Regions from separate parts of the Homo sapiens genome. Here region 2 is linked to region 1. The links are chromatin loops, found by intact Hi-C in ENCODE. Cell type or tissue: mesothelial cell of epicardium. All regions are shown on one strand. Each heading gives the region's core, and the rest is flanking DNA. Links, peaks and the distances in the headings are about the cores only. Region 1 overlaps SBF2-AS1 (SBF2 antisense RNA 1). Region 2 overlaps ZNF143 (zinc finger protein 143).

Region 1 (12,003 bases), core at 1,349-9,348:
GCAGATCAATAAATGTTTGTGGAATGAATGAATGAGTAAACAAATGAATGAACTAACAAGTGAAAACGTGAGTGACAACCACACTGCGTGGATACTCAGTAAAATTGGTTGGGGCAGCCCTGCGGGGTGGGTCCCAAGCTCTGTGTCCAGAAGGAGTTGTCTTGCTCCAAATATATCCTCTGTGGGCGGGCAGGGAGCCAGGGCTGCCTCCCAGACCCTGACTTCACTGGGCCGGAGGCCCAACCTCTGAGGAGTTGAAGAAAATTAACAAAGAAGAGGCCCTGGCTTTCTGTAGCCAAGGCTGAGCTGTGAGATGAGTTGGTGGGGGCATGTGTACTCTGGAAATACCACTTACTCAGAGACCTGAGATGCAGGACAGAGTGCTCTGCTGAAGGGCCCAGAGAGGACTGGTTCTGGATTGGGCTTCTTGGGAACTCTGCCCCAAATGTGCAGAATGTGCAGGAGGCCTGGTTCCACTTGAGATCTGGGGCAAATACAGTGCTTGGGCTGAGCTGGTGATTGCAAAACTGAGGCCCCCTATTAGACAGTTTTCCATCTAGGCCTGCCCTTCTGGCTTGGGCTTGTTCCCAGAGCTGCTTTCCTGTCTCTCCCTTGAATCTTCTTTTCTGAAGCCCCTGTGTCTCTGCCCTAATTCATCATCTGGAATATTTTAATATTACCCCAACTGGTCTTCCCGCCTTTAGACAGTAAGACCTATCTATCTTGCTTATAGCTGTCAGAGTTATTTTTCTAAAATACAGGTCCAACTATATAACTTTCCTGTTCAAAATCCTTCCATAGCTTCCCACTTTTCAGCATTAAAGTTGGATGGCCTCAGCCCTGTGATGAGATCCTTCATGACCTTACTCCCCTCTACCTGGAGGTTATGAAAGGGTAACATGTGGATGGATAGTTGTTGGTTATATGGATCGATGGGTGATGGGTGGACTCTAGGATAATGGATGCTTATAGGGATGAATGGACTAGTGGACTGATCTGTAGACAGATGATTAGAAGTATAAATGATCAGTCAGGCACGTTGGCTCATGCCTGTAATCCCAGCACTTTGGGAGGCCGAGGCAGGCTGATCACCTGAGGTCAGGAGTTTGAGACCAGCCTGACCAACATGGTGAAACCCCGTCTCTACTAAAAATACAAAATTAGCCAGGTGTGGTGGTGCATGCCTGTAATCCCACTTACTTAGGAGGCTGAGGCAGGAGAATCGCTTGAACCCAGGAGACAGAGGTTGCAGTGAGCTGAGATTGCACTATTGTACTCCAGCCTGGGCAACAAGAGTGAAACTGTCTCAAAAAAAAAAAAAAAAAAAAAAAAAGAAGTATAAATGATTAGGAGGGCATGTAGGGTTGGAGAGATGGGTGGATGGATGGTTGGAAGGATACTGCTCAAGTCAAGGTTGTTTTTGTTGCAAGGAACAAAGAAAACTCCAAATGTTTTCAAGAATGAGGAGTACAATTGTGAGAATACAGTGGACAACCTTGCAGAGAGCACTGACATTCAGGCCTCATGAAGATTGGAACTGGAAAGTCAGGAACGGTGGCTCTTCTCTCCGTCTCCCGAGGACCTCAAGGTTCCTCTCTTTCTCACATTTCTCTGTACTCATTCCTGTCTCAGCAGGCTCCCTCTGCTCGATTTTCTTGCTCATGGTCTACTCTCAGCCACTCTTACTCATTCCTTCTACAAGTTTTTACCAAGTGCTTATTTATGTGACTGTTTGTACCTCAACAAAGCTCCTACGTGTTGAAAAATAGCAAGCAAAACAAAGTTGCTGCATTTATGAAGCATACTTTCTAATGAGGAGAGAGAGACAGTAGGCAGTTACATGTGTGCTGACGTTAAATGCTATGGAAAAAATAAAGCAGGGAGCAGTTTGGGGAGGGGTTGGGTTTCTGCTGCATATAGGATACTCAGAGGGGGTGTCCCTGATATGGTCATATTTGAGCAGAGATCTGAAGAAATTGAGGGGGTGAGCCGTGAAGATATCTGGGGGAAGAATGCTCTAGGAAGAGGGCGTGGCAAGTGCAGTGGTCCTGAGGTGGGAACTGTGTGGCACTGTGTGAGGAACATCAGTGAGGCTGGTGTGGCTGATGTTGTGTGAACATGGGGAGGATGGTGGAAGATGAGGTCAGACGGGTAGCAGAGGACAGATCATGAATTGTGTTACAAGCCATTGTGAGGACTTAGACTTTTACTCCAAGAAGGAGGGGAGGCATTAGAGGATATTCAACAGAGAAATGACATGATCTTAGATTTTAAAAAGGACCTCTCTGGCTGCCGTGATGAGAATAGACTGAAAGGGACAAGGTGGGAAAGGGAGACAGACAGGGAGACCACTTAGGAGGCAACTGCAGAAATCCAGGTGAGAGATGTTGGTGGCTTGGACCAGGGTGGCAGTGGTGAGGGCAGTGATAAGTGGTCCAGTTTAGGACGTATTTTGAAGGTAATCAGGATTTGCTGATGGATGGGATATGGGTGCGACCTCCCTCTGGTGAGGTGGCCCTGCTCAAATCAGCTGTGGACAAGGAGGATACGTGGTATAGTGTGGCTGTCTAGCTCCACCCTCCAGCAGAGGCAGCTTGACATTTGTCTTGGATAATGAGGGCTAAATGCAGGGTTGAGAGTCACGCCCAGCAGCAAAGCTGTTTCTGTCTGAACTGTAAGGTCACTCTAAATCCCACTCTTTCAAGGCAGGTATATTCAGCAGGCTTAATTGAAAACTGGAACATAGCTTACCATTGTTAGGATAGAACTGGAGCTTGAAGTGACCTGACTTCTCAGTGAGACCAAACATTCACACTCTCCAAGGAAGAAAATGAAGGAAGAGAATGTTTATGACTGGCTAAGTCTGTCACCATCCAGTACAGAGAACCTCATTTGGGCAGAGTTTTATGGCAAGCTATTGAAGTTATATATGTACGCATATGTCTGACAGATCTATATCTATAGAATATATCATATATGTGTGTAATACATAAGCTACTATATATATATGTGTGTGTATATATGTTAAGATTATACACATACAAACACAGTTGCCTTTAGTTGAGGAACCCCAAGAACCTGCCCCTTGTCCAGTCAGGGTTGCTGCCCAGAGAAATAGAACTGATTTCACTTAATACACATGATATGATCCTGAAACTTTAAGCAGAAAGAAATGTTTGTGTCCATTTTCCTTAGAAAGGGGAGGTGGGTATGGTGGGTACCAGAACTTAGACATTCCTTTGTATTATAAATGAGTTGTGAGGATAGTGAGTAGATGTATGTAACATAAATAAAGGAATGTTTAGGATGATGACTATTTAGGCTGATGATAGACTAGACTACATCAGATTAGATAGATAGGCACAGGTGGCTGGACAGAATGTGAACATGGATTGTTGATAGCTAGTTCTCTGTGAGCCAGGAAGCAGACCCTCACCAGACACCAGATCTGTTAGTGCCTTAATTTTGGACTTTCCAACCTTCAGAACGGCAAGAAATACATTTCTGTTGATTATAAGCCACCCAGTCTGTGGATGTCCTGTTGTAGCAGCTCAGACTGACTAAGACAGATGGTTGAATTACATTGAGAAATGGACAGTTGGATGATGGCTGTTTAGATTGGTGGATGTGTGAATTTTAGGTTACTGGATGGACAGCAAATGGAGGGATGAACAGCTTGATACCTTATAGAAGTGGTGCCTCAAAGTCACTTGGAAACTTTGTTACACACAGACTGCTGGACCCTACTGCCAGAGTTTTCGATTTGATAGATCTGTGGTGGGGCCTCAGAGTTTGCATTTCCAACAAGTTTCTAGGTAATGCTGATACTCCTAGTCTAGAGGCCGTCCTCTGAGAACCACTGCCCTGTGGTATGCCTGGAAGTGTCCCATGCCAGTAGAGCCAAAATGGCCTTGCCAAGCTGGAATGGAGGAATCTGGGGACCCTGGACTTAGGGATGTCATCCAGCAGGGCTCCAGGCATCCTGTCACTGGCAATGGGCTTAATGTCCACAATAGGCCTAGAGGCCCATGGCTCTTCTTCCAGGGATGTAGCACCCTTGTTTAGGACATCATGGCCCACCATGGTCTGTCCAGTCATCTCTAACCCCTGCCATCCTCAACTAGGGTTGAATAAGATCCATAAGGTACATGTACTTGGCCATCCAAGGGCGCTGGCCTTGGCTGTGGGGCATATAGAGCACTCAGAGGCAGTGCCACAGCCAGCCTAGTGCCCAGGAGCCAGCTTCAAAGGATTAGAGATGTTCCCTCTGAGCCCTACCCTGCTGAGGGGCCCTGGCAAGCCCTCCTGGTTTGTCAAAAACACTTTTATGTTTGTTGTCCCTGTTTTCTCAGGCATTGTCAACCTCTCATCTGAACAGGATTCTGCTTATCAACATTTAAACATGCTTGAATCTCACTTACCTTAAAAAACAACAAAAGCCCCTTTCTTTGACTCCATGTCTTACTGCAGCTACTGCCCCACCCTCCTCTCAACCATGGTCAAACATCTCCAGAGCACTGTCTCTTTCCTCACACCTCACATGCCTCCTGTCCATGACAGCCTGGCCTCTACCTGCCTCACTTCACCGAAACAGCACTCCCTAAAATCACTGGTGAGGTGACCTTCAGGACACTAAATCCAAAGTGCATTTTTCATTCTACTCTTCTTTTAGATTTTCCAGCAGCATCCAAACATTCTCTTGCTTCTGGAAACACTCTTCTCCATTCATTGCAAGGCACAACAATGCTCTTTCTCTGTTCACCCTCTATTCCAGGTTTATCCTCCTTTACCTGGCCATTGAATATTAGTGTCCTTAAGACACAGGCTGGGCTCTTTTCTTACTTAATACTCTTCCTTCTTGGCAGTTTTATCCATGTCCTCAAGCTACCATCTACTTTTCTCCCTCCCAAATAAGTATCTTCAGCTTATTCACCTCTTGATATCCAAGTGCTCAGCCTCTTCACTGGGACATCTCAAAGGCACCTCAGCCTCTAACTAAGGCCAAACAGGATATTTTCCCCTCCTCCACCCAACCCTGGTCATCCTTTGGTGTTCACCATCTCAGGGAAAGATACCACCATCCGTTCAGCTGGGTAACTCAGAAACCTAGCAGGTCCTTTGACACCTGTGTCCCCCAGTCTTCATGGCCAAACCACCACCAGTATCTCTCCGTTTTCCTAAGTACCTCTTGAGTCTACAGTTTTCGTCATCTTCACTATCCCATCCTAGTCCAAACCATCTCTTCTCTGAACCATGACAGTTACCTCTGAAGTGGTCTCTCCACTGCCCCTCTTGTGTCCCTCCAACCCATTCTCCATGTTGCAGCCACTCTGCACGTGGGTTCCATCTGGCAGCTCAGAGATGGGGAGATGAATCGCCTGGGGGTAGGCCCTGCTCAGGGTCATGGCAGAGGCTGGGCCTCAGGCTTCCCTGCCCCACTCTCAGCCAGGGCCCTTTCCAGGACAGGAAGGCAGGCCCACACGTAGGCTGGAGGCCCCACTAGACACACAGCTCAGCCAGGCCTCCAGGGAATGGAGAAGAGGCTTTGAAATTTGCAGTATCAAGTTTCAGAAAACACAGGGTCAGGGTCAGCAGAGCAGCTGGTAGTGGGGAAGGCCAGGCCCAGCTAATTTCCTGTCAGAAGGGCCCAGAGGCTTCAGCCCCTCTCTGGGCTGGCCACAGGGGAGGAGATGCCGGGAATGGTTCACATTCTTCTGGCTGGGGCTGCACTGAACCTCAGGGGACCTGTGGGGAGTGAGGAGGTGGATCTGCTGAGGCCAGAGTTGGGGGCTTTCCGTAGGGACCAGGCATCTGTTGTTCAACTCTTAGGCTTGGATGAGGCCAGGGACTGCAGAGGAGATGCAAAAAGACCATTGCAGCTGTGGGAGCTGTAGGATAAATAAGCCTAACTTCATGTTTTACAGATGAGGAAATAGGCTCAGACAGGGCCAGATCCTCACCAGGATCCTGCATAGTATCTCATTCTAAGCCCTGAGCTCTCTGTTTCTAATTGCCCAGGTCTGGATTTCCTGGAAGGCCCAGCTATGGCTGAGCTGTGTGTCAGTGGGGGACATGCTGGCCTTGGCTCCTCCTGCTCACCTCCAGGCTAGGAGATGCACTTCTTAGGTGCTCTAGCTGTGGGGTGGGTGGCCACGGTATGGAGTGGGTATGAGAGGGCTAAGTTAGCTGTGGGCCCATCCCACCTCTCCTTGGAGTGCCCAAGCTCATTCTGCCCACAAAGAGAACTTTATGTCCTGGTCCAGTGTCTAAGAGGGTGAGGCAGTCCTGGCTTTGAATGGCCCTGTAAATGGCCTGGCCAGGCTGGGTGTGACGTAGAGGTCAGAGGTCCCCTGTACTCTTAATTCTGTGGTGCCAAGACTGGCCTGGTTGACCTGTCAGGACTGGGGAGAAGAGCACAGGATGCAGTTAGACAAGCCTGGGTTCAAATCCCAGTTCCATCAGGCACTGCTGTGTGGCCTTGGAGAAGGTCGTTTAACCTCCTGAAATCATGGACTCCTCGGCTGTTAAAATGGGGAGGGGCTACTTAACTTCTTTCTCTAAGCCCAGACGTGTGATCGGTGTGTGTGTATGTGACTTGGGGAACCCCTCCCGGATCCTGGAAGTGCTGCACATACCCTCACTACCAGCTGGGAAGCATATGCCTGCTCCTGAAGTCAGCACCAGGGCCTGGGTGCCCCCCACCTGGTCATCCTTTCTCTACTCCTGGCACTTGAGTCTGAGGCTGGGGCCATTCTTAGATGTCCCAGACATCAACCTGACAGTCTTCAAGTGCCCCTCTCCTCCTTTATCCCCTCTGTCTCCATCAGTTAGGCCCTACATCCTACAGATACCACCTCAGGCATGTCTCTGGAGCTCCCACGTCTATCCAGCCCAACTGCCTTCTCAGGTTGGGATAATTACAGCAGCTGCTCACTGGCCTGCCTCCCTCCCAGTCCCCCTTCGCCATCCTCACCAGGGAGATCTTTCTAAAATACATGTCACAAACCTGACTTAACTTCTTTTCCTTGCTCCTCGTGATTTCACCTTTGCCCAGTGATCTTATCCTTTAATACTCGGCCTAAATGTCATTTACTCAGGAAGTCCTCTCTTACCCCAAGGCTGGGCTATGAGCTCCTCCCATCTTTCTGCAGGCTCCTACTTGCTCTCACCCTATCATAGCTCTGGTTACACCAGAAATCATATCTTGGATAGTAGGTTATTTTATTTGGGGTCCAGAGTATCCAGGAGCAGGCATTAGCACAGAAGAAGCATCAATAAATGTATGTTGAATGAAAGAAAATGGACAGACAAGTGCATGGGAAGATGGACACACTGGTTTTGGGTGACCAGCTCATTCATAATAGGTTCCATCATACAGCTGTGAGGGGAGAGACTGAGATTTGGGAGAACATGTGCATGGTCAGGGCTTACCCTGACACCGCACATACTAAAATGCTGGGCAGGTAAATAATAACCAGTTGCCCCCCAACTGGTGAGTCTCAGCCTCCCAGTGTACCTCCTGCTCAGGTGAAGGCTAGTGATGGAGCCGTGGTAGACAAGCCCTATCCCCACCTGCTAAATTCAGCTGCCCTCAGGAAATATGCTGTTAAGAGATGACAGAGATGATATGGTTTGGCTGTGTCCCCGCCCAAATCTCATCTTGAATTGTAGTTCCTATAATGCCCACATGTCGTGGGAGGGACCCAGTGGGAGGTAATTTAATCATGGGGGCAGTTACCCTCATGCTGTTCTTGTGATCCTGAGTTCTCACGAGATCTGATGGTTTTACAAGGGGCTTTTCCCCCTTTTGCTCAGCACTTCTTGTTGTTGCCACCATGTGAAGAAGGACATGTTTGCTTTCCCTTCCACCATAATTGTAAGTTTCCTGAGGCCTCCCCAGCCATGCTGAACTGTGAGTCAATTAAACCTCTTTCCTTTATAAATTACCCAGTCTTGGGTATGTCTTTATTAGCAGCATGAGATAGACTAATACAAGAGAGGTCACGAAAAACAGGTGGAATCCAGGCAGTGGGTGGGCCTACGTCAGAAAGAGTCTGCATGCGTAAGTGCCAGTATCACTAGGGTGTGTATATGTGAGAACATGTATGCCCTTGTTTGTGTTGCATGTGTGTGCACAGGATTATATGTTTGCATGTGTGAGTGTCCCTCTTGGCCTTGCAGCAGCTGCCTCTGCATATCACATTGCACCTATGCCCCTCTGCCTCATCTTATTCTCCCTAGGCCATCCCCCATCCAATTTGCTTGTTCTGAGCTCCTGCCCCCAGTATACAGCTGTTGTACGAATACGATGCAATTGCACAAATCACTGTGGTTCATTATATAGCCCTATTAGTTTCCTATTGCTATTGTAACAAATTACTACAAATTTAGCAGCTTAAAACAATACAGATTTATTCTTACTATTCTGGAGGCCAGAAGTCCAGAATGGTGTTACTGGGCTAAAATCAAGGTGTTGGCAGGGCTATGTTCATTTCTGGAGCTCTGAGGGAGAATCCATTTTCTTCCTTTTACTAGCTTCCAGAGGTTGCCACATTCTTGGCTCACATCTGTCCCCCTTCCATCTTCAAAGCCAGAAATGGCTCATTAAATCTTTCTCCTATTGAGTTTCCTATCGGGTCTTTCTCTGACATTTGCTTCTGCCTCCCACTTCCACTTATAAGGACCCTTGTGATGACATTGGACCGATCCAGGATAATGTCTTGGTCAGCAACCTTAATTTCATATGCAACCTTAATTCCCCTTTGCCATGTAAGATGACATATTCACAAGTTCCAGGGATTACAACATGGACATCTTCAGAGAAGTGGGGGATTATTCTGCTTACAGCAAATAGCCTGGGTCTACTTTAGGTTGTGAGTTCTTTGGGGGCTGAGCTGTACTGTATTCATCCAGAGATTCCTTGGGAGCAATTCAGTGCCCAGTATGCACCAGATGTTTATAATTTATTCAATATATTTGTTCCTTCCTTCCCTCTCTCTTTCACAGCGGTCCACCCCCATCATGGTCTGATAGCCCTCCCAACCTCTCTGGCCTCCCTGCCCATTGTCCCTCACAGGTGCTTCCCTTAGAAAGGAATGGTTCCATATCTGAAAATTAGCTTAGGTTTGAGAACCATTGACTAAAGAGCTGGCCAGCTCTCTAAGAGGAAGGACCTTGCAGAATTGCAGCAAGTATATGTCACAATGATTCCTTCATTTTTTTCCCCCAAAGGGACCTATGGCCATTTAGGTAATCATTCACTAGAGAAATGGGGATAACAAGACATTTTGAGGAGTAGCAGATGCAGAGTTTGAGTTAACATTAACACTTGGAGCCCAAAGCATCATCATGGCCCCTCTTTAAGAGGCCTTTTGGAGATCACTGTGATGTGATATGGCAGAAAAGTCTAGGGGCCTTCAGATGTCCAGTGTGTCAGCAAGAGAGGCCAATGCTGAGCCCCTGAAATGGCACTATTCCTTGAGACCAACTCATCACTTGGGGCAAGTCAACCGCATCAGGCCCTTTCAATTCTGGAAGGGCCAATGGTTCATCTCTACAGGGATAGAGACTTATTCTGGGCATGGGTTTGCCTTTCCTCACCACAGAGCCTTAGTTAGCGTCACTTTCCAGGGATGTACAGAATGCCTGATCCAAAGGCATGGAATTCCACACAGCACAGCACTTAACTGGGGGACAGTATGATAGCAAGGGTCCTATTGAACTATGTATGGTTTGCGGCTGCTGCAGGGCACTTGGGATTCTTCGTGCTCAGAAACCAGCAGACAAGAAGAGTCATCATACTGGCAGGGATAACTGACCCGGATCAACAGGAAGGGGCAAGGCTGCTTCTGGATAATGAGGGCAGGAGGAATGTGTGTGGAGCCCATGTGATCCACTGTGCACCTCCAGGTAGCCCCACTGTAATTGTGAAAGGATATGCAGCAACCCTGAGAAGGGTTTGATTATTTAGCATTTATCCCCTTCCCTCCCCCTCCTCTCACCCCCAGAATGAAGGTTTGGCTCACACCACCAGGTAAGCCACCAACATCTGAGGAGGTTGTTGAGGGTCGGGGGAATTCGGAATAGATAGTGGACGAGGGAGAGAATGAAGGCCAGTTATGGCTCCAAGATTAACTTCATTGGTAGGGGCCGTAGTTAGTCCCACAGACCTCCTGCTTTCTTCTGAGTTCCCCTTGGGAATAGAGGCCCAAGGGAAATGGGGAGGAACTTCTCCCTGAACCTGGTGGAGAGTAAAGATCTGTGTGGCACAAGGGGTAGACTGTGATGTTAACACTATAGTTGTAGTATATTTTAGACAGTTCAAATTATGACTCTTTTTTTAATTTTTATTTTTTTGAGACAGTCTCGCTCTGTCACCCAGGCTGGAGTACGGTGGCATGAACTCAGCTCATTGCAAACACCACCTCCTAGGTTCATGTGATTCTTGTGCCTCACCCTACCAAGTAGCTGGGACTACAGGCATACACCACCACACCTGGCTAATTTTTGTAATTTTGGCAGAGATGGGGTTTCACCATGTTGGCCAGCCTCTTTTCGAACTCCTGGCCCCAAGTGATCTACCTGCCTTGGCCTCCCAAAGTGCTGGGATTACAGGCATGAGCCACCACGTTAGACCATTTTAGCCCTGAATTTTCCTTGATATGATTTGTCCATTAGTATTTGTTGTTGTTGTTGTTGTTGTTGTTGTTGTTGTTGTTGTTTTTGAGACAGGGTCTCGCTCTGTTGCCCAGGCTGGAGTACAGTGGTGCAATCATGGTTCACTGCAACCTCAACCTCCTGGGCTCAATTGATCCTCCTGCCTCAGCCTCCCAAGAAGCTGGGACAACAGGTGCATGCCACCATGCTTGCCTAATTTTTATACTTTTTGTAGAGATGGGGCTTTGCCATGTTGCCCAGGCTGTTCTTGAACCCCTGGGCTCAAGTGATCCATCTGCTTCGGCCTCCCAAATTGCTGTGATTACAGGCGTGAGCCACTGCACCTGGCCCATTAGTTTAAATATATTCATGAGAATAGACCATAATATGTAGCTGGCTGGAGTCTCAGAAAACCTTGGCATGCCTTAATATTTGAGAATCCCATTTCATTTCTTATTAATCTCTTGAGAGCAAAGAAAATCCTATAAATCCTGTCAGAGAATGTCAAGAGTTTGGACCCATGTTTTAGATAGTGACAACTGTCCTAGTGGCTTTTAAATAGCCATCCTGCCCCTGCCATTTAGAATATTTATTTTTGCTCTCAGAAGATATTTAGAAACAAGCAAGGGAAAGGAGCCAAATCATTTACAGATTCATGTAACCAAACCAAAATGAAACCAAGATAAGAATGTTCACAAAAATTTCAACCCAGGAATGTAGAAAAAATTAAATTATGCATGCATTTATTAGTCAGGGTTCTCTAGAGGGACAGAACTAATAGGATAGATATATATAAAGGGCAGTTTAGTAAGTATTAACTCACATGATCACAAGGTCCCACAATAGGCTGTCTGCAAGCTGAGGAGCAAGGAGAGCCAGTCTGAGTCCCAAAGCTGAAGAACTTGGAGTCTGATGTTCAAGGGCAGGAAGCATCCAGCACGGGAGAAAGATGTAGGCTGGGAGACTAGGCCAGTCTCTCTTTTCACGTTTTTCTGCTTGCTTTATATTCTAGCCGCACTGGCAGCTAATTAGATGGTGCCCACCCAGATTAAGGGTGGGTCTGCCTTCCCCAGCCCACTGACTCAAATGTTAATCTCCTTTGGCAACACCCTCACAGACACACCCAGGATCAATACTTTGCATCCTTCAATCCAATCAAGTTGACACTCAGTATTAACCATCACAACGAAGAAAGAAACAAAAGTGAATTTACCAGAGAAGTCATGTCTTGCAGAAAGAACGTGGATTCTGGAGAAACCAGAGTACTCAATCCAGAAAGACACTTGTCTTTAAACCAAAAAAGATAAAAAACCTTTTATCATTCCAGGAGAACGTACAGTCCTTTAT
Region 2 (12,003 bases), core at 1,636-9,635, 240 kb before region 1:
TCAGCCTCCCGAGTAGCTGGGACTACAGGCACCCGCCACCATGCCCAGCTAATTTTTTGTATTTTTTTTTTTAGTAGAGGTGGGGTTTCACCATGTTGGCCAGGCTGATCTCGAACTCCTGACCTCAGGTGATCCACCCACCTCGGCCTCCCAAAGTGCTAGGATTACAAGCGTGAGCCATCATGCCTGGCTAAGCAATTGTAATTTTTAAATTGCATTCTGGACCTTGTGGATGACACATTATAGAGATTCTGAATTTTGTTATCTTTCTCTGGAGAATATTGATTTTTTTTTTCTATTAGCTAGTTAAATTACGTGTTGTGGCTGGGTTTTGTACTTTGTTAAGGCAGGTCTGTTTCAGTGTTGCTATAAGGTCTTAGGGTGAATATTTAGTCCTGGGACGTAATCTTACCTCCTAACTTGGTAAGATTGAAACTTCAAATTCCGTCTCTCTTTGGTGAGTTGCACTGAAAGCTCTCCTTAGTTTCTCAGCCTTCTAGATGCTGCTTTGCCAGTCTTGTTGGAATGTTGTTGGAAACCGGAAATATTTGTGTTGAGGGGTCTTAAGGATTTGAGGCCGGGCGCGGTGGCTCACGCCTGTAATCCCAGCACTTTGGGAGGCTGAGGCGGGCGGATCACGAGGTCAGGAGATCGAGACCATCCTGGCTAACACGGTGAAACCCCGTGTCTACTAAAAAATACAAAAAATTAGCTGGGCGTGATGGCGGGCGCCTGTAGTCCCAGCTACTCGGGAGGCTGAGGCAGGAGAATGGCGTGAACCCGGGAGGCGGAGCTTGCAGTGAGCCAAGACGGCGCCACTGCACTCCAGCCTGGGCGACAAAGTGAGACTCCGTCTCAAAAAATATATAATAATAATAATTATTATTCTGGCTGGGCGCGGGGGCTCACGTCTGTAATCCCAGCGCTTTGGGAGGCCGAGGCGGGTGGATCGCCTGAGGTCAGGAGTTCGAGACCAGCCTGACCAACTTGGAGAAACCCTGTTTCTACTAAAAATACAAAAATTAGCCGAGTGAGGTGCCGCATGCCTGTAATCCCAGCTACTCGGGAGGCTGAGGCAGAAGAATCGCTTGAACCTGGGAGGCAGAGTTTGCAGTGAGCTGAGATCAAGCCATTGCATTCCAGCTTGGGCGACAGAGCGAGACTACCTCAAAAAAAAAAAAAAAAAAAAGGATTTGAGGACAGTTTATACAAAGATTTGGGGGCTTCCCACTCAAATTCTTTGCTTTCTGGGCTATTCTTCTCTGTACTGCTATTCTGGCAGCCCTGGACTCCATTATCTTTAACCTTAAGTTGCCCCAGGCTGCTCAAACTGGGTAGTGCCCTCAGTGTGAAATCTATTTAAACACAGATATAACACAGTGTGACTCCCTTCTTTTGAGAATCCCCTCTAGTTTCTTCCTGCTTGTCATTGCTCCTCAAAGCCTTCATATAGTTGCTTTTTCATATTTTTGTCAAGGGTTTATAATTGTTATCTGCAGGAAGGTTAGCCCAATATAAGCTACTTAGACATTGCTGGAATGAAATCTGTTTTTCTTATAGAATTAGGGAACATTATTGGGATTGATCCAAGCTAAATATCTATTAGCTTAAAATGTAGCATTTTTAGTGGATGAATAGCCAAGTAAAACAGCAGTTTTCATTTTTAATCTATTCTTTCTCTGAATTTGGCTGAGTAAAATTTTAGAATATCATCTAACAGAAATAGTTAATTGCCATTTTCCATGTTATCTGCATTTTTTTAAAAAGTTGTACTTGTGGTATAAGAGCCACAAAAGCCCTTTTAATCCTCCTGGCTAGATGCTGCAAGAGGAGTATGGGAAGATTCCATGGAGTCTAAAATGGGAAATGAGTATGAGATGAGATGCTGTTTGTCAGTAGTACCACTGGTCCTTTCAGTTTTCCTAGTTAAATGGAAATCTAATTTTAAATACGACAAGTAAAGAGGAAAAAAATCATTTATTTTCTCCTATGAGCCAATCTCAGGAAAAAAAAATGGACATTTGAGGTGCAAATTAGTCCACATACATAACTTCCCAAGCAGTCACTTAGGGGTAATAGAATCTAGGTACAGCCACATCTCCCTGGCTAATGGGGCCTGGCATAGCAGATCCATTTCTCCAGTGTTCTCTACCCTATTTTGCCGTTGGCTCACTTCATAACCTTAGATAATGAGCCTCAACTTCCTCAAATAAACCTCCTTTCAATATAGGCTTTGACAAGTCTATGGTCAGAGGAGTTTTTCCTTTTCAATTTGAAGAAATCCATTGTATTAAGTGGACTTTAACCTATTTAAATCGCAGGTTTAATTCTTTATGTGTATGGTTTGTTTTGTTTTGCTTAAGGTTGCAATTGTAGCTCAAGACTTGGCAGCATTCCATACTGCCTCATCAGAAATGGGGCACCAGCAGCATAGCCATCACTTAGTAACCACAGAAACCAGACCTCTGACCTTAGTAGCAACATCCAATGGCACCCAGATTGCAGTTCAGGTGAGTACCAAGGCATACTGTCCTCAGTCGACAGCAGTGCTGCTCATAGCTTTCAACTTTGTACACTGTGCTTCGTGTATAACCTTTACAGGAGGCAAGGTGTAGAATAATCTCTATCACCTAGCCTACTTTAAGGAAATCGGTGTATTTGAGGTGGACTCAAAAAGACCAGCACTTTGTTCTCTACCCATCTTTGCATATTCTAGGGGAATTTATAGCAAGAAAAAAAACCTTCAGGTATATATCCCTGTGTGCACCCACCCAGGCATCTTTACTCTCAAAATAAAAGTCTAATTAGGCAGGGGTCTGTAAAGCACTTAAGAGCTACTCCTTAGAGAAAAACCTAGTGGAAACACAAATCCTAAATAAGTCCTCTGAGAATCCTTGCACAGCCCCCATTTTAAAGTGGGGAATGTCAGAAGACTTAGAAGGAATCATTCTCTGGGAAGCAGAGAATTTAGAATCTTAGGTGCAGCCGGGCATGGTGGCTCATCCCTATAATCCTAGCACTTTGGGAGGCTGAGACAGGTAGGTAGCTTGAGCTTAGGAATTAGAGACCAGCCTGGGCAACATGGTGAAAACCATCACTACAAAAAACACAAAAATTAGCTGGGTGTGGTGACGGCTGCCTGTAGTGCCCAGCTACTTGGGGGGTGCTGAGGCAGGAGGATTACTTGTACCCAGGAGATTTGAGGCTGCAGTGAGCCAAGATTGTGCCACTGCACTCCCGCCTGGGTAACAAATGAGACCCCATCTCAAAAAATAAGAGACCAGCCCAGGCAACATGACGAAACCCCATCTCTACAAAAATACAAAAATTAGCCAGGTGTGGTGGTGTGCACCTGTAGTCCCAGCTACTCAGGTGGCTGAGGTGGAAGGATCACTTGAGCAAGGGAGGTTGAGGCTGCAGTGAGCCAAGATCGCACCACTGTACTCCAGCCTGGGCAACAGAGCGAGACCCTGTCTCAAAAAAAAAATTAGAATGTAAAGTAAAATAGAATCCTAGGGGCTAGGTGCAGATTACCTGTCCTTAGGGAGATTTTTTTTCCGCCCACGTGTTTACTTGATAAAGAGTTAGAACACACTCCAGGAAATGTCAGCTGTTGGCTTTATGTAGTTTATGGGTATAGAAGCTAAAGGCTCAAGAAGCTCTCTTTTGTTGGCTGAGGTAAGCATCTTTTGTCTCTTGCATGTATGAATTTTTTTTTTTTTTAGTTTTTATTTATGTAAAAATAAATAGAGATGGGGTCTCACTATGTTGCTCAGGCTGGTCTTGAACTCCTGGGCTCAAGTGATCCTCCTGCCTCAGCCTCCCAAAGTGCTACGATTATAGTCATGAGCCACCATGGCCAGACTGTATGAAGATTTTATCAAAATCCCAAGTAAATTGCAGGCCAGGCACGGCAGGCTGGGAGTACAGGTGCACGCTGCCATGCGCAGCTAATTTTTGTTTTTTGAGACGGAGTCTCGCTCTGTCACCCAGGCTGGAGTGCAGTGGCACCATCTTGGCTCACTGCAAGCTCCGCCTCCTGGGTTCATGCCATTCTCCTCCCTCAGCCTCCCCAGTAGCTGGGACTACAGGCACCCATCACCACGCCCAGCAATTTTTTTTTTGTATTTTTTAGTAGAAATGAAATGGGGTTTCACTGTGTTAGCCAGGATGGTCTCAATCTCCTGACCTCGTGATCTGCCCGCCTCGGCCTCCCGAAGTGCTGAGATTACAGGCGTGAGCCACCGCGCCCAGCCAATTTTTGTATTTTTTTAGTAGAGATGGGGCGTTTTGCCATGTTGCTCAGGCTGGTCTCGAACTCCTGGGCTCAAGCAATCTGCCTGCCTCCACCTCCCAAAGTGTTGGGATTACAGGCATGGGCCACCATGCCCCGCTGAGACCTCATCATATCACCAGGCCTGGCTGCACATAGGATTTGAAATTCAAAAAAGAAAAAGAAATTGCATTGCATTATTCTCCCCTGCAGGAAATTGTTTTGTTCTCTTAATGTTTGAGTTAGCAGTAGTATTTTAACAATCCCAAGTGTCAGAATTACAGAGAGAAGTTTCACTTCTGGCATATAACATTTCTTTGGCATTTTCTTGACTGTGGCTTTTGAATTGTTAGCGTTTGATGTGTGTGTTCCTGTTTCAGCTTGGAGAACAGCCATCTCTGGAAGAAGCCATCAGAATAGCGTCTAGAATCCAACAAGGAGAAACGCCAGGGTTGGATGATTAATCCTCAGAACAATGGAGCAATAAAGCAGAAGGAGTCTTTCATCTTCTGGCAGCAGAAATCCATGAAGCCCGGGCCCAGGAAAATTAGAAGTTTTCCATTCCTGATACACTGTACACATTTTTATGCGAGAGTGGAGAACATTTTATTCTTGACACTTTTGTGTATATAACCCTTGGAATAGATTCTCAGAGTGATTCATTGTGTACAAGGAAGTATGAAATTAGGGCAATACAGTAAATTTTCATGTTACTCTTTTATCAGATCACAAACTCCTAGAGTCTACATGCAAGACTAGTAAAGTCTTATGGAGTCTTATGATGGATTTTTAACTTCCCGTGGAAAAAAAAATAAAGGCTGTATCTAAAATATCAAAGGTTCTATATGTCACACAATCGTAATTCCAAAAGCCATTATGGATAATAAAGGGTGTAAAGCCTTCAGATATTTCCCCAGTTAGTAGAGTGTCTGCGGTTTTTGTTCTACTATATGCTTGTCCATTTTTATTTGTATCTCATGGTTTGCAGACTGTTTGAATAATTTATAGTTTCCCATCCCTGTTAAAAACCAGCTCTTCAAGCTGAAATGCTAATTATATTGGCATTACATTGAATTATGTACAAAATTATAAAATTTGGTTATTTAAAATTAAAAAGTTAAATCCAGTGGTTTTGTTAAAGATTTTGCTTAGTATTCAATTTTTATTACTGTTTTTTAAAAATAATGAATCATCAAAGTTTAACCACAGGCTGGTGCCCGGGATAACAGTACTGTAATTGGAAATGGCTTTACTCTGAAAATTAGGTTAGTGGGTTGGTGTAAATTATTTATTTTTGCTTATGTACTTTTGTTTTAAAGCTTATTTACCCCAAAGTTTATTATTAATTTTGAATACAGCAATTTTTAAAATGTTACTTTTATATTTATTTATTTATCATATTGGTGGGGGGTTGGGGGGAAATGGTGCAGAAAATATCGCAAATGTAATGGAATGTAACCTAATACACATATTGAAAGGATGTTGTTTATCAAGTACAGAGTAAGTGCTTTTCCATATATTTTTATATATTCACAACAATTTTGTGAGACATATGGGATTTACTACCTCCGTTTTTTACATGAGGAAACCAAGAGTCCAGGAGGGAGGCTGACTGTCGTACCAGCCCTCACAGCTATGGAGAGGCAGGACCAAGACGAGAACCCAGACTTTCTGGCTCCAAGTCTAGTGTGTTTTCACTGCACCACAGTTACCTCCTCAAATGCTCATTTGTGGCAGAGATTATCAAGATGAACTTTGGTGATTTCTGATTGCCTAATGAATTGAGCAGTATAAAAACCATTTTCTAATGCTGGAAAATCAGCGTTCACCAAGGTCAAAAAAAAAAAAAAAAAGATGGTGTGTTCCGCAGCAGCCCCTCCTGCACTGTAGTTCAGCGAGCTTTATTTGCAGAGAGCTGAAATGTGGCTTTTTCATTTCAAGCTTTACAGTAGAAAGGGGAAAACGTTGTGCTGTTTGATTTTACATAAATGTTATCTTTGATCAGGTTCTATGATCTTGCTAAAAAGGATGGTGACTTACTTGAAATCGGAAGCCCTTCAGGGTTGGGCAGAACTTTTCCTGCAGAACCCTTTACAGATGCATAACATTAGCAAAAGCCCTAGTCAACCACCGATCGAGTCTTCATTCTTGACAGAGACACAGACCCACACAGAACTCCCCCCGGAAGCCCACTGAGGCTCAGAAAGGGGCTGTTGGGCGGGGTAGAAGACCAGAATCTGCAAAATCGCAGGCAGGGTGGCGCCCAGCCTCCCAGTGCTGGTCCTGGCTGCTGGCCAGGAGCTCCTCCCCACTGGGCCCAGCCAGGCTGCTGTACTTCCCAGGACCAAAAACCAAGCTGTCAGCCTCCCATGGCCCCTTAGATCTGACTTTGCTCAAATTCCAGGGTGTTTCTCTTTACTCCCAGCACCTTTGCCAGTTGGATTGGGCAGGGCTTAACCTGGACTGTTTTGGTTAGCCTGATTATCCCTCAGCTCAAAAGAAAATGACCTCTGGCACCCAGAGAAAAGGGCCTAGGGTCGCTGCTAGTTTAACCTGACCTGCCTTCTTGGGAATGGGGCCTCAGGAGCCTGGCAAGGTGGCCTGTTTCCTCCAGGGGAAGGGTGCAGTTGGTGTGCTGACAATTGCTAGGAAAGCTGCTATAGGGTCTCTTCACAGTGCAGGACATGGAAACGTCCAAGGTTGAAAAATCCCAAAAAGACACTTGAAATAAGAGTAAACGCTAGCAAACAGAACCAGGTGGGGCATAACCCTCTGGAATTTGATCCAGACAGTGCTCAAGGAAAACCTCTCCGTCCAAAAAAACCACCCTGCTTTGCCCCAGACAAAGCTTGAGGCCACTACAAAGAAAATGTGCCCTAGTCTGAACTCAAAAGAACTTAGAGTTAAGGGAGGGACGAGGCTTTCTTAATTCTCTAGAGGTGACAGCTGCCCAGAGAGCCAGATCTCTCCTTCCCCTCCTACCCACCCCCAGGCCTTCAGGGCAAACTAACTTTGTACAGTGTCTCTTGCTTGCTGCTTGCCTTCCCGTGTGACAGCCCTGGGGCTAGGTAAGCAACTTGGGAAACTGTGGTCTCAGTGCTGAAACTGACTGGACTCCATTTATCAACCCAAGGAGTTTACCGTCCAGTATTTCCTGGCTCAGATAAGATTATAGACTAGTCAACTATTGGTAGACCTCAGCAGCGAGCGAGGAGTGGGATGTGAAAAAGAAGGGGGCAGAGCTGAAGTCTAGTGTCGAAGAGGAAAAGGGAGCGTGTTGGAAGGGGAGAAAAGCTGCCTCAGCCTCCTGCATGATAAGCACTTTCTGTACCTAGGTTTCCTTCAGGGATGACGCTTTCAAGGAATACTCCAGCCAAATACTCCCCTTCTGCCTGAGGGACAGGACACGCCTGCATGGGCATGTGATCAGTACAGTTTGAACAAGAAAGTGCACTCAGAAGGGCCCTGGATTTGGGGTTTAATGGACTGTGGTTGCAGTCTTGAAATTCTTTTTGTTTATTTATTTTTGAGACAGGGTCTCGCTCTGTCACCTAGGCTTGAGTGCAGTGGCGTGGTCAGGGCTCACTGCAACCTCCTCCTGGGCCCCAGCTATCCTCTCACTTCAGCCTCCCAAGTAGCTGGGACCACAGGTGCTCACCACCATGCCCAGCTAATTTTTGTATTTTTGGTAGAGATAGGGTTTCACCATGTTGACCAAGCTGTTCTCAAACTCTTGAGCTCAAGTGATCCACCTCCCAAAGTACCGGAATTACAGGCATGAACCACTGCGCCCGCCCGGCTGCGGTCTTGATGTCTATCTTTGTGTGTGTTTTGTAAATGAAGTCTCATGCATCAACAAAGCATGTGCTGGGGGCTTAGCGCCTGAGCTTACACACAGCTCCACCGGCTGCTGCCTCCCTGGAAGTGCTCTCACCACCACTGCCCCACCTGGCCTCTCCCTCCTTGCCCTCACCCTGCAACTGCTGCCACCCTCTAACCTTGGCAGGAGTCTGATCCCAGTTCAGGGAGGGTTGGGGCGTGGTGGTGGCCATCCCCACTCCAGGCTGGCAGCACCACAGTGCTCCTGGTGGACAATCAGCCTTAGTTGAGCCTTGAAAGGGGCAAGACTTTTGCCCAGCCCTTTACTGACAGTGTCCCAGTTCTGAGTTTTAAAGACACTGGTAGCCCATTTGCTGTAGGCTGAGGTGGCAGGCCTGTGGGAAGGGGAGACACCTGGAGGAAAGGGAACCTGGAACCTGTCAGACCCAACAGAGCACCTGCCCACAGGCATCTGTGAGGTCCCCTGCCCTGGAGGCTTTCTCAGCAGGCTCTGTGCCTGGAGGAATCCTCTCTTCCTCCTTCCAACTTTCCTGAGCCTGGCTTGTGTTTGTTGTGCCTTTGAACCAGCAGGAGATAACCCTTCTGGGATGAACCACAAAATTCAAATTGTATAATTTCAGTGATTCCAAATATGAGATAAATATTCTGATATTCACATTTAAAATTGGCATTGTATGATATAAAAGTGGAGGGTAAAATGCATGCCAAAATTTTTAATTTGTCGTTTTTCTTTTCTTTTTTTGAGACAGAGTCTTGCTCTGTTGCTCAGGCTGGAGTGCAATGGCGCGATCTCGGCTCACTGTAACCTCCGCCTCCTGGATTCAAGTGATTCTCCCGCTTCAGCCTCCCGAGTAAGTGGGATTACAGGTACCCGCCATCATGCCCGGCTAATTTTTGGTATTTTTGTAGAGACAGGGTTTCACTATTTGACCAGGCTGGTCTCGAACTCCTGACCTCAGGTGATCCACCTGCCTCGGCCTCCCAAAGTGCTGGGATTACATGTGTGAGCCACTGAGCCCGTCCTGTAGTTTTTCTTAGAATGACATTAAGTAGCAAATAAGCACCATGACAAGTCAAGAGAAAGACTATAAAAGAAGGAAAAAGCTTATGTCTACCATTTTGTGTATGTAATAAAATATACATAAAATATACCATTTTAACTATTTTTGAGTGTGCAGTGGTACTTAGTCAACCCTCTGTATCCATCAGTTCCACATCCCTGGGTTCCACATCCATGGAGTCAACCAACCATGGATCGAAAATATTCAGGAAAAAGGCTGGTGTGGTGGCTGACACCTGTAATCCCAGCACTTTGGGAGACCTAGGCAGGAGGATCACTTGAGGCCAGAAGTTCAAGGCCAGCCTGGGCAACATAGTGAGACCCTGTCTCTACAAAAAAAAGAAAAAATATATTCAGGGAAAAAAAGACTAAGTTCCAAAAAGCAAGCCTTGAATTTGCAAGGTACCAAGTACTATGTTGAATTCATAAGAATGATGTGTAGGCATTGTATTGGGTATTATAAGTAATCTAGAGATGAATTAAAGTATGCAGGAGGATGTGTGTAGGTTATATGCAAATACTATACCATTTATTATCAGGGACTTGAGAATCCATGGATTTTGGTGTCCTTGATGAATCCTAGAACGAATCCCCCTCCAATACTGCAGGACAACTGTACATTCACATTGTTGTGCAACCATCACCACCATCCATCTCCAGAACTTTTTCATCTCCCCAAACTGAAATTGTACCCATTAAACAATAATTCCACATCCTTCCTCATTCCAGTTCCTGACAACCACCATTTTATTTTATTTTATTTTATTTTTATTTTTTTCAGACAGGGTCTTGCTCTGTCACCCAGGCTAGAGTACAGTGGCATGATCTCGGCTAGAGTACAGTGGCATGATCTCGGCTCACTGCAACCTCCCCCTCCTGGGTTCATGCGATTCTCCTGTCTCAGCCTCCCAAGTAGCTGGGACTACAGGCACGTGCCACCATGCCCGGCTAACTTTTGTATTTTTAATAGAGACGGGGTTTTGCCATGTTGGCCAGGCTAGTCTTGAACTCCTGACCTCAAGTGATCTGCTTGCCTTGGCCTCACAAAGTGCTAGGATTACAGGCGTGAGCCACCGTGCCCAGCCACCATTCTATTTTCTGTCTCTATAAATTTGACTGTTGTAGGCGCCTCATATTATATTTGTCTTTTTGTGTCTGGCTTTATGTGTACCTTTAAAAGCAAGTTTTTCCTGTCTTTTGACCAAGAGGTTGCGTATTTTCATTTTTGCACGGAGCCGCACAGATTATGTAGCCTGTCCTGCTGAGGCGTGCGCTTCTATTAGCCCTTCTGTTTTTGCTGCAGATGTGTGACCTGTGTTTTGGGAATATATTATCTCTTGTTAGATTATGGGCTCCTTTAAGACAGCTGGGGATTTAAATTTCCCGGTAACTCCTGGAGGTCTTGCAGAGTAGCAGGGCACCTCTAGCTGTTCCCTCCAGTTCCAAACTCACGTGGCTTGAGATGTACAGAGAGATTCCTCAATTCTCCATGCAGGAGTTTCGTTTTGCTTCTAGAGCACGGCTAAACTGCAAGGACAGAAAATCTTGCTGAGAATGAAGAATGCTCAAAATTCAGGATAATTGCATGAATAGTTAAAATTGCCTGGCAAAAGCTTTTTCTGCTCACTTTTCTGCATTCAGACTGTGAAACAAAAATAGAATCTTGGGACCTCAAATTCACTAGGCCAAAGCTTGGGAACTGAGTCATGCAAACAAAAAAGCAAAAATAAAACAAAAATACGGCCTTTCTTTTGTTCCCAAAGAGCTGTAATTTCACATGCTCACCTTATCTTATAAAAAATGTAGATTGACTGAGCATGAGACTAATGCATAATTGACTTTTCCTCTACCCCTTTCTTTTTACATGTAAAACATAGACTCACTGAACTCTAACCGGAGCCTCACAAGAATGTAACCACTTGCCTCATTGCCTACCCACCCTCCTTTTTTTTTTTTCCCTTCCCCTCCTGCTTGCCCTTTCCTCTGTGAAAGGAAAATAAAAACTTGGGACCCTAATTTCACTATGCCAAAAGAAAAATATTAAGCTGAAAGCTGAATTATCCAAGAAGTTACTTTTCCTTTTGTTCCTAAGCAAGTAGCTACAGATAAAAAGTTAAGTATCTCCACAGAGCTACTCTATGTTCACCTTAGCTGCTACAAAGATGAATATATAATTGACTATTCCCCTACCTGCTCCTTTTCTCTTGCAACATGTGGATTCAGTCATGTGACCATACCCTCCGTCTTTCCCCTCCAGCCTGCTTTTCCCACTTTTAAATATTGAAGCCCTCAAAACCATATTTGGAGAAAGGCACAGACCTGTCTCCCAAGTGCACGTCCTTAACGCTGGCAACATAAATTTCTAAATTAATTGTTACCTATCTCAGATACTTTTTGGTTTACACCTCTTGAAATATTGAAGTTCCCCAAATCCTCTTTGGAAAAACACGGGTCACAGATCGTATTGTGACTTGGGTTTCTTTTTCCCAGGCACGTCCTCAGCCTTGGCAAAATAAACTTTGAATCAGTTGAGATCTGCCATGGTCATGTTTTGGTTTACAAGATGAAAGAAAATGAGATTCCAGCTCTAATGTCAATTCCAGATTTCTTCCCACTTTGCCTCACTGCTGCAGGGGTTCCCTGGCACGCACAGGTCACAGCACACAGAAGCCCCCCACAAGCCTAATCACTAATCTGCCCCAAAGCCCCCCAGCCTAGGAAAGGGATGTGGAAAACAGCTCTAATCTGGGTGCAGACTCAGTGCCAGTGCCCTTCACACAAATTCTGCAAATTCTAAAGAAAACCCAAAGTGGTAAAAAAAAAAAAAAAA

Evidence for each region. Peaks named below come from ENCODE experiments on the same cell type or tissue, not always from the same donor. Only the 100,000 strongest peaks of a DNase experiment are listed, where the experiment ranks them.
Region 2: it touches region 1 in a loop (8-fold over the local background); 14 of 110 quality-filtered maps call a loop at or near these places.

Annotation. Positions count from the first base shown.
Region 1 is chr11:9,760,093-9,772,095 of GRCh38, forward strand. The region is part of intron 1 of SBF2-AS1 (SBF2 antisense RNA 1); the gene reads left to right. Among named protein-coding and RNA genes, the nearest start is that of LINC02709, 6.6 kb to the left of the region's middle. RefSeq lists enhancers at 3,577-4,077, 4,986-5,809. In mesothelial cell of epicardium, for the core only: no CTCF peak of the experiment used is centred there; a DNase peak (open chromatin) is centred at 5,749.
Region 2 is chr11:9,522,877-9,534,879 of GRCh38, forward strand. It overlaps ZNF143 (zinc finger protein 143), which reads left to right. Exons shown (of 16, transcript NM_003442.6): 15 at 2,364-2,510; 16 at 4,654-5,648. The coding sequence ends at 4,737. Among named protein-coding and RNA genes, the nearest start is that of WEE1, 45 kb to the right of the region's middle. RefSeq lists an enhancer at 6,780-7,506. In mesothelial cell of epicardium, for the core only: no CTCF peak of the experiment used is centred there; DNase peaks (open chromatin) are centred at 5,981, 6,585, 7,342 and 7,583.